Regions from separate parts of the Mus musculus genome. Here regions 2 and 3 are each linked to region 1. The links are chromatin contacts, found by Hi-C or POLR2A ChIA-PET in ENCODE. All regions are on one chromosome and are shown on one strand. The core of a region is the stretch at or near the end of the contact, and the rest is flanking DNA. Distances in the headings are between cores, read along the strand shown. Region 1 holds the start of Klf6 (Kruppel-like factor 6). Region 2 overlaps Gm35330 (a long non-coding RNA gene). Region 3 overlaps Gm35330 (a long non-coding RNA gene).

The links. Hi-C counts contacts between places; a loop is a spot of excess contacts on that map. ChIA-PET counts read pairs that join two places held with the same protein, here RNA polymerase II (POLR2A).
Region 2: a map of gastrocnemius shows a loop between it and region 1 (5-fold over the local background). The contact joins the enhancer-like site here to the promoter of Klf6 in region 1. A Hi-C loop is called at or near these places in 17 of 37 maps with a recorded cell type or tissue (T-helper 1 cell, T-helper 17 cell, T-helper 2 cell and 5 more). POLR2A ChIA-PET finds 5 or more read pairs at or near these places in 2 of 5 experiments (Patski and embryonic stem cell).
Region 3: a loop to region 1 is called in a map of heart, with 3 times the contacts of the local background. The contact joins the enhancer-like site here to the promoter of Klf6 in region 1. A Hi-C loop is called at or near these places in 5 of 37 maps with a recorded cell type or tissue (ES-E14, heart and mouse embryonic stem cell). POLR2A ChIA-PET finds 5 or more read pairs at or near these places in 4 of 5 experiments (Patski and embryonic stem cell).

The regions. Positions count from the first base shown.
Region 1 is chr13:5,860,159-5,863,277 of GRCm38, reverse strand. Klf6 (Kruppel-like factor 6) reads right to left here and starts at 1,789. Exons shown (of 4, transcript NM_011803.2): 1 at 1,436-1,789. The coding sequence starts at 1,639.
Region 2 is chr13:5,711,664-5,715,198 of GRCm38, reverse strand. All of the region lies in intron 1 of Gm35330 (a long non-coding RNA gene), which reads left to right. Among named protein-coding and RNA genes, the nearest start is that of Gm35330, 11 kb to the left of the region's middle. Within about 2 kb of position 1,777, at least 2 of the 3 ENCODE cell types and tissues checked have a DNase peak (open chromatin) inside an H3K27ac peak, as active enhancers do; they include gastrocnemius and left cerebral cortex, where a contact is called at or near this core.
Region 3 is chr13:5,696,000-5,699,326 of GRCm38, reverse strand. The region is part of intron 3 of Gm35330 (a long non-coding RNA gene); the gene reads left to right. Among named protein-coding and RNA genes, the nearest start is that of Gm35330, 27 kb to the left of the region's middle. Within about 2 kb of position 2,068, at least 1 of the 3 ENCODE cell types and tissues checked has a DNase peak (open chromatin) inside an H3K27ac peak, as active enhancers do.

The sequences.
Region 1 (3,119 bases), core at 540-3,039:
AAGCTAAGGAAGAGGGGGTGCCTGTTTTCCATTTCCCCCCAAAATTCGATGTCTGTTACAGTGTGTACAGTATTAGGAATCGAAGCGGCGATACCTATTATTGATGTTCCAAAGAAATGGCGAAGACATTTATGAAGATCTTGTTAAACTTTAATCAACTGGCTAATTTAAAATCGCCAGTATGCTGATGAGCAGTGGGGACCTGATCGAAGCTCTCTGGGAGTTTAAAAGGCTCTGAAGGGGACCAGGAGCCAAGTCTGGCTAGTTGCCCAAATCCCAAATGCCTAAAGGAAACTACTAAGATCAATTTCAATCACGTCCCAGGGAGCAGCTTCTTTGAGGAGGAAAAATGGAGAGGGGGAGAGAAAGGCAGAGAGGATTGTGAACAATTAAGCCGGCATGGGGAGGTTTCAGCCAACACTTCGCTTTTCCTGGGTTTTAAAGCCTGGGAGGTTGTGAAACCGACGGAATTTATTTGATCTGCTAATTCACTTGGAGGAAAAAAAATACCCAGAAGGGTAGAGAGACGGCCACAGAATCATCGTTTTTAAAGACAATGGTGAAAGTGTTTGAGAATATTTTTGCCACTCACAGAATCCTATGACTTAGAAGGGGTAGGGGGTGTTTCTTTTATTCCGGTTGCCCCAAATTCTAGTTCCACTAAAATGCCGGAATTAGAGATTTTTCTTGCCCAAAGTAAGACCCGAAGCAACTAGGAATGGACTCATTGTCATATGACTGACAAGTCACTTGTGTGCAAACAGCACCCCCACACACACACACCCGCCGCGCAGTCAACAAGAAAAGCAGGTAAGAAAAACAAGGCAGGCATACGTGAATGATAAGAAATTATCCAGACGGAAAAGAAACTGCAAATGGCCTTGAATTCAAAAAGAACTACTGCGTTCCGCAAGCAAAATGTTAAGACTTTTAAATTTGGGACATACAAATATCAAAACAAAACCAAAATCCTTAAATCAAATCTTTTGGTAGTCAAGGCAAGCTCGTTCGTATGACAGGGTCCAGCTGTGGAGTTTGGAGCTGGTACAAACCCCAAACTTGTGCCAAGGGCTCAGGTCTGGATCGGTCAGAATAATTTGGGGTCCCCCCCCCCAGGTGTATGCTGCTCGTAAGCTCGGAATTAGCAAAACACGAAAAAAAAATGAAGAAATAAAAACGTAGTGGGAAGGAGAGCTCGCCTTCACACAAATGACAACTCTACTCCTCGCTCCCGAAGGCTCGCTCTACAGTGCCTTCATCATTCCAGGCAGCAGAAGGACATCTTAAGATCATTACTTTATATTTTTAATTAGGCAAATGCTAATCATCATTAAAAAGATGCACTTCCAAGCACACACCATCTTGCCTGCTCCTCCGCGCGACTCCCTCCTCGGCGTACCGGGCAGGTGAAAAAAAAAAAAAAATCCGTATTTACCTGTTGCCAATATTCCTCCAGGGACGGCAGAGCCGAGAAGTAGCCCGTTTCGTGCACAATCTGTAGTTCCTGGAAGATGCTACACATTGGGAGCACATCCATGTCGGGTTGGAAAAGACAGTCCTCGCTGTCGGGAAAACAGGGAGGTGAACGATCAGGAGTCCGAGCAGAAACTGTTCCCGGGAGCGCAGGTGAAAGTTTCATGCAAACTGGATGGCGCTGCAATCGGACGCCGGGTCCGGACCCTCCCGCAGCCCGCAGCGCGCCGAGCCCACGCAATATTTGCAAACAGCGGACTGACTGCAAGCGTAACCCCTGCAAAACTTCCCTATTCAAAGCTCCGCTGCCAGCCTCCCCCCTCCTCCCCCGCTTGGCTCCCCCCTTCTCCCCCCACGTGACCAGCTTGGAGCTCCGCCCCCCACGGTACCCAATCCTGCCGCTCCTGTACCCGGGGCTGCGCGACGATGATGTCAGCTCGCACCAATCGCCGGTGCGGACACACAGCGGCCCCGCCTGGCGTGACCGAGCCTCTTCATTAAAGGCCTCCTTATTGGTGCAATTCGAACTCGGCCTGCGCTGATTGGAAAGACGTCTCACAGGCTATTTTTAGCAGGGTATATAAGGCGAGGGCTACGGCGCACCGAAGGAGTCGGCGCTGGGAGGTGTACAGCCCAACGTTGCAGAAGTGCGGCCGGAGCGGCCGGAGCTGGGGGAGCCTAGCCGGGCAACCGGGCACCTGTCCCCGCCGCCCGGCTGCCCGGTTGCACCTTCTGATCCGGTCACACGGACCGGCACCCCCCAAAAAGACCAAAGATAGCAGACATATTCCCGATCCCCCTCATTTCCTCCCGCTGGGTTCCCGTGTTCCCGGATCCTTCCCTGACCCTCCATTCTCCTTGGTCCCTTGATTTCTCTCTTTGTTCGGAGTCCCCTCCATACTCAGAGATGCAGAGGTGCCCCGGGGTGGGCGCAAACGTGCCCGCAGGTTTCCCTGTGGCGATGGGACAATAAGACCGAACAGCAGGGGGACTTGGTACTCCAGAGTCACTGTGTGGTAGTTTCTGTCTAGGACGGAGGATGACAGGAGCCTGAGACCAAAATACCCCCACTTCTTACGCAGGCAGAGAGGGGGAAACGGTAGAGCATCTCAAAAGCCCCCTACCTGACCAGTGTGTCAAAAACACTCAGTTCTCAGGAATGAATTTTACCCACTCAAAAGTTGAAAATGCAGCTTTTAAGATCGCATCCGTGACCTGGCGCCATGGCCACACTGTACTTGGAGACCTGGACATTCACAGCTTAAAACTCCCCTTTTTCTTGTTGCACAGTTTTAATTCAAAGAAGATGCAGATTTTGCTGCTAATGGGGTTTAAATCTGTTTATCTCGTAGAAGGCAGTCTCGGAGATGTCTCACCAAGGTTAACAGGCTTTCCCATGGATGTGTAAACAATTCAAATTAGGTTGAAGATGACAATTTTTTTCATACAAATTATCTACCAAAGCACACCATGATATCTAAAAAAAAAAAAAAAAAAAACGAGCGACTAAAATTTTTGAATAAAAATCCAATTATAACAACTTCGAATATAATTTTTAATGAATAGTATCCTTTTAAAAGTTGTCAAGTACGTAAAATAAGCTGAGGGGAGTTTTTCTGTTTAATTTACGAAGTCTAGAAGAGAAG
Region 2 (3,535 bases), core at 528-3,027, 150 kb after region 1:
AGCCACATGACTAATCAGTTGAGGTGAAATATGTGTCTTTCAAATATAATAAGAACTAATTGCCAATTCTGAGAATACTGAAGGCTGCCTAGGTCCCTTTCCAAGAAGCATGTTATCTGATGAGCATGTTTATTCTCTGGTCTCTGGTGTCCAGACCACATTCTCTAGGGCTTTTCCTTCACAGACAATAACAGTCTCCAAGGGATTATCCTGTGTGTATATTTGTGCTTTTCAGTGTCTGCCATGGCACTCTGTGGCTCTGTGATGTAAACACTTATCTTCAGGTCATGTGATTTGGTCTCCTCAGAGCCACAACATTGTCCTGGCAACAGCTTTGATAGTAGGGTAAGTAAACTGATTTATAGACTCTATCTGAAGCAGCACACATCAGGAACATTTATCATATTCTAGATGTAGTTGTAGATGAAGTTGACCTAGGTAGTTCCAGGGAGGCAAACATTTGAAATGAGTCCCGGAAACGTTTTTCATCTTGAATTGGCATTGAAATATACGGATCGGATGTCTTGGCTTATGTCTACGGGCTGTTCATAGGGTTAATTCTATTATGGAATGGCACTATTCTGTTTCTCTGCCCAGTGTGTCTAAAGTTACCTTCTGTAATGGGTAGTATACAGCTTTGGCCACCAGATGTAACTGTCCCTGACTTGAGCCGTAACAATAGCTCCAACCTCACTTGCGAAGAGCAACCAAAACAAGCTGAGGAAAACGCTTCCTTGCCGAAAGAACACGTGTTCCAGAACGCGAGCTGCAGCAGACAGGCTACGTTCTTCTGCAGTTGACATTCTTTCCCCACTGACTTATTTTTACTTTCTGTTTGACTTGGCTTGCTTTTCTTTTTCCCTAAACGGTTTCTTCAGTCCTTCCTCCCTGGTAGGGTTTCCAGAGTGAAAGTCCTTTCTGCCCACACTTCGCAGAACTCAATGCAGACTCTTGTCCAGGGTCACTTGACGTCAAGGCTGACTTTTAAGTTTGCCAGAAAGACGATCTTTAGGGAACAGTTGACACCATCACTTTCTCTCTTTAGCATACAGCTACAAGCTGCCGAAGTTTATAGTTTACAAATTGCATTTCTAAACAATTTAATAAAAGGAAGACAAGAGGAGACTTTGAACACTGACAACTAACTCTTTTAAAAGACTTTTAACATCAGCATGTGTTAATTCATTACTCACTCCTCTCCCTCTCTCCTTGAGTTTTAAAATGCTTTAAACATTCCATTGCTTTTAGAATGCATACTTAAAAATCATTTATTTCTATCCCCTGAGATCATTCTATATTGTTTACTTTGTATGCTTGGATGATGTGCCCTCTGGATCTTAATAAAATCTACTTGAAAGCTTACATTGTGCTTATTTATAATTTTGAGTCTGTAGAAATTTCTCCGTTTAACAATAACTTTCTTGACTCTGTTCTCTGACATAAAAAATGGTTCTTGAAACCTTCTCTCTTCTCTTACTATTTAATCCATCCCATGACACCTTTTCCCCCTCCCTTTATTTTTTTTAACAGCCTGTCACTGAGTATTTGTTTACCAAATGTTACTTTTCTTGGATAAAATCTATTTTTGAGGCCTGCAAAAGCCAACAACTGTTTGATGCTGTCAGGCTTCGCTTTTATTTATGCATGAATAACATAAATAACTTGAAAATGACCCTAGCCTGTTTTTCTCAGATTTAGAGAGAGAGAAAAAAGTGCTTCCGGGCAATGTTTATGCCAAACCTCCTCATGCCAACTTTCCGGTTTTGGTGCCAACTGGTGTTTACAGCCAAGTTGTAAACCTTTGGTAAACACGACCCGTAATAAAAAGGCCAAGACAACCTGAACCAGGGCACTAAGGAATGGGTGTAAGTTTACTCTAAGACCAAAATTCTAACAGGAACAGAAGTGGGGAGTCAGCCAACTATGAAGTGCTCTCTCCAACCCACTGTAGCATGGAGAATACACAAATGATGGGTTTGTCTGCTAAGATCCCATTAACCCCACTTAGGCATTTTATTGGTTTCCTTTGCCACTGATTCAGAGAAGCCCAGTGATAAATTCAAAGTACCAGCTTTTATGTTGCCCAGTGGTTTGTTGTTGTTTGTTTGTTTGGTTGGTTGGTTGGTTGGGTTTGGTTTTGAATGTAAACTCTAACCAGGAGTAGAGATAAGAGCCTTAGCCTTGAGATGCTGTGTTATGTTGATAAGGACTGGCCAGAGTGCTTAAGAAAGAATCAATAGGCCCTTTTAAAATAAATTCAGAGATACCCATCCATGCCTACATTTTTTGAGTATGATGTATTCTGTATGTTGTTTATAAAACGCAAAGAAAAATATGTTCTTTATTATTTTTATTATTACTATTACTGCTACTAGTAGTACTATTCTCTCATATATCTCATTTATTTCCCCCTTCCACCCAGTCTTCCCTCCTTTCCCTTCTCCAGATCTACTTCTCCATTTCCCTTCCGAAGAGGGCAGGCCTCCCAGGGATATCAACCAAAGGTGCCATATTCAGTTGCAATACTATGAGGCACCTCCTACTTTGTTAGGATTCTATTTAGTGTGTGTGTGTGTGTGTGTGTGTGTGTGTGTGTGTGTGTGTGTATGTGTATGTGTGTGTGTGTGTGTGTGTGTGTGTGTGTGTGGTATGTGTGTATGTGTTTGTGTGCATGTTTGGAGGTATGCACAAATTTGTGCCTGTACATGTGCCTATGTGAGCATGTAGAGATTAGAAATCTATGAGGTTGTGTTCCCTCGTCACTTTCCCCTTATTTTATAGAGACAGGTCTCTCATTGGACCTGGAAGCAGACTGTCTGGCAAGAAAGCCCCAGGGAGCCTCCTGTCTCTACCTACCTAGAACAGCAGCCTCCATGAGAGATTTTTATGTAAGTTCTGGATATCTAATTCAGGTCTTCACGCTTGAGGGAAGTACTCTACACACTGATTGCTTCACTGCCTCAGAGCCTTATTTATGATTCTGTATAAGTAGTTTATTTCCTTGGAGTGAGACCCAGGCGTCTAATTGGCCTCCAAAATTGAGCAGGGACATCTACTTCTCTTTAAAGTCTTCATCTCTGAGTCTTTCCTGGATTCTAAGTCCCGTGACCTGATTCATAGCTCCTGAGTTGCTGGTGGTTCTGGTTCTGGTTACCATGACCTGGTTCTGTAACCAAAACTGGTTTGGGGGGCCTGGTCCTATGTCCCAGTCCAATGACCTGGCTGATTCTCAATCCTGGTTCTTTGACTAGCCATGAGTCCAGGTCCTGTTACTGGCTTCTTGTCCTGGTCTAGTTTCTGCTGGCCCTGTGTCTTAGTCAAGATCCTGGCTCTGTGTTTTGGTCCTACCCTTGGCACTAAATCTTAGTTCAGCTCATTGTCCTGTGTCCTGGTCTTGTTTCTGGTCTGTGTTTTAGTCCAGATGTTGGCCATGTGTTTTGGTCATGCTTTTAACCCAGTGTTCTGTTTCTTTTCCTGTTCCTGGGTGCTGTGATTGGGTTTTAATTTCTGGTCCTAGATCCCAGATACTGGGAAG
Region 3 (3,327 bases), core at 819-3,318, 160 kb after region 1:
CAATACCATGAAGTTTTTTTTATCACAATTGCTCTGTAGTATAGCTTGAGGTCAGGCATGGTGATTTCCCCAGAGGTTCTTTTATTGTTGAAAATAGTTTTTGCTGTCCTAGGTTTTTTGTTGTTCCAGATGAATTTGGAAATTACCCTTTCTAACTCAGTGAAGAATTAAGTTGGAATTTTGATGGGGATTGCATCGAATCTGTAGATTGCTTTTGGCAGGATAGCCATTTTTGCTATATTAATCCTGCCAATCCATGAGTATGGGAGATCTTTCCATCTTCTGAGATCTTCAATTTCTTTCTTCAGAGACTTGAAGTTCTTATCATACAAATCTTTCACTTCCTTAGTTAGAGTCACACTAAGGTATTTTATATTATTTGTGACTATTGTGAAGGGTGTTGTTTCCCTAATTTCTTTCTGAGCCTGGTTAATCTTTGTGTAGAGAAAGGCCACTGATATATTTAAGTTAATTTTATATCTAGCTACTGCACTGAAGCTGTTTATCAGGTTTAGGAGTTCTCTGGTAGAATTTTTAGGGTCACTTATATATACTATCATATCATCTACAAATGATATTTTGACTTCTTCCTTTCCAATTTGTATCCCCTTGATCTCCTTTTGTTGTCAAATTGCTCTGGCTAGGACTTCAAGTACTATACTGAGTAGGTAGGGAGAAAGTGGGCAGCCTCGTCTAGTCCCTGATCTTAGTGTGGTTGCTTCAATCTTCTCTCCATTTACTTTAATGTTGGCTACTAGTTTACTATAGATTGCTTTTATTATGTTTAGGTATGGGCTTTGAATTCCTGATCTTTCCATGACTTTTATCATGAAGGGGTGTTGGATTTTGTCAAATGCTTTCTCAGCATCTAACGAGATAATCATGTGATTTTTGTCTTTGAGTTTGTTTACATAGTGGATTACGTTGATGGATTTCCGTATATTAAAGCATCTCTGCATCCCTGGGATGAAGCCTACGTGGTCATGATGGATGATTGTTTTGATGTGTTCTTGGGATCAGTTTGCGAGGATTTTATTGAGTATTTTTGCATTGATATTCATAAGGGAAATTGGTCTGAAGTTCTCTTTCTTTGTTGGATCTTAGTGTGGTTTAGGTATCAGAGAAATTGTGGCTTCATAGAATGAATTGGGTAGAGTACCTTCTGTTTCTATTTTGTGGAATAGTTTGAGAAGAGTTGGAATTAGGTCTTCTTTAAGAGCTCAAGAAGCTGAAGTCTAGAAATTCAAATAACCCCATTAAAAATGAGGTACAGAGCTAAACAAAAATCTCAACTGAGGAATACAGAAGGGCTGAGAAGCACTTAAAAAATATTCAACATCCTTAATCATCAGGGAAATGCAAATCAAAACAACCCTGAGATTCTATCTCATACCAGTCAGAATGACTAAGATCAAAAATTCAGGTGACAGCAGATGCTGGCGAGGATGTGGAGAAAGAGGAACACTCCTCCATTGCTGGTGGGATTGCAAGCTTGTAAAACCACTCTGGAAATCAGTCTGGTGGTTCCTCAGAAAATTGGACATAGTACTACTGGAAGATCCATCAATACCTCTCCTGGGCGTATACCCAGAAGATGTTCCAACTGGTAATAAGAACACATGCTCCACTATGTTCATAGCAGCCTTATTTACAATAGCCAGAAGCTGGAAAGAACCCAGATGCCCCTCAACAGAGGAATGTGTAAACCCTCCAGCCTGAAGCAGGCAGAGCCAGACCTTGACCTTGCTGCCACTAAGGAGATTACCTAGGGTGGAACCTTCCTCCCAAGATCACTCTATTGTTCAGCCACTGCAGTTGTTCCTCCTGCTGAGAGGCCGCTGAGCTATTATGGAGACTACACCCTATCCTGCATGTAGTTACCTGCAGCTGGTTCCAGACTCCAAGAATGAATTGGTGGGAGTGCCCCCCCCCATCCCCACTTACAAGCACATTTGCCATTAAATATTTGAGCTTTGATCAGAAATCTTGACTTAGCTCCATTTTTCTCTCAACTGCCTAGTTCCCCTCTCTTTTCAGCCCCGGCTTGCCTCCTAGGTGAAACCTGGTCCATGTGAGCTCTGGGCCGGCTTCCAATAGTCTAGTATCCGAACAGGGACCTGAGGAATGGCAGAAAAAATGCTGGAGGAACTCTGCTTAGTATTGAGCTCCACAGGAAGAAAAAGAAAAGGATCTTATCGAGCACTGGAGCAATAGGTTCACATGCTAGTGCTAGCTTAAAACTTCATTTTTTAAATTGTTGCTAGAGGTGCGGGAGGATACGAGCTAAGTTTGGAATCAGTGCTAACCCAATGGTGGTTTCCACTTAGGTTCGGCAGTGAATTATTCGGAACTAGGAACTGATCAGGCAATTGTCCGCAGTTTTCAAAAACTGCTTTAGGCGAGAGGAAAAAGGGTTTAAATTAAATAATCAGGCAGATGTCCGCAGTCAGGAGCTGCATCGGGCAGCAGGAACAGGGTTTGTAATAATAAAATAATATAGAGGAAAATGGATTTGAAACTTTCCCAGAGGCAGAGAAAAAATCGGGGAATGTCCTGCCCTTTTCTCTCTGGTCCCTACAGCAGAAGTTCTCTGTCCTCTTTGTGTTATCTAATGTCTAGTCTACCGTCTGGTGCACCACGTGTCAATCCATGTGTGTTTGTGTATAGTTGTCTGAATGGCTGAATGTTCTGTGTTTCATGTTGGAAAATAAAAGGTGGCTAAAACTTTATCTGCTGGTTCAGCAGAGTGGCCACACCCTTTAGCCATGGATCAGGCACAGCAGGGAAGCCACTGCTGGAAAAGCTGCTCTCAAAGAAAGGGAGTCTGCAGGCTCTTAGTTTTGGGGCAAAAAAGCAGATAGATGTTTTTTTTTTCCTGGAGGGTTCTCTGCAATCATGATGAATGTGCTTGGCAAATGACAAAGTGCTTTTTTATCTTATAATTATAGCCAGAAAAATTGAAATTCTTTGATTGGTCTAAATTTATTAGACTCGTGTAGCTGCTTCATTTGTTTTTTTATTGGTCTTAGAGGTATAATATGCTCTTCATGTCTTCTTTGTTAGAGTATTAGCTTATAAGTTATTGGGTATGATCAAATAGGTGTAACACTGGTTACTAGAAAGTTAGTTTTTAATTGGTAACTCAGGTTTGGAATCTTTCCAACACATGGCATAAGGCAGGTCAAGAGGCTGGGTCTCTAAGGATACTTCTAGTTGAGATAATATTTAATGTGATTCTTATCCTAGAAAGTAGAATTAAAGGTAATATTTAAAGCAATGTCTCTTTAATGAAGCATTAAAACTTGCACTGTCATACATTCATAGATA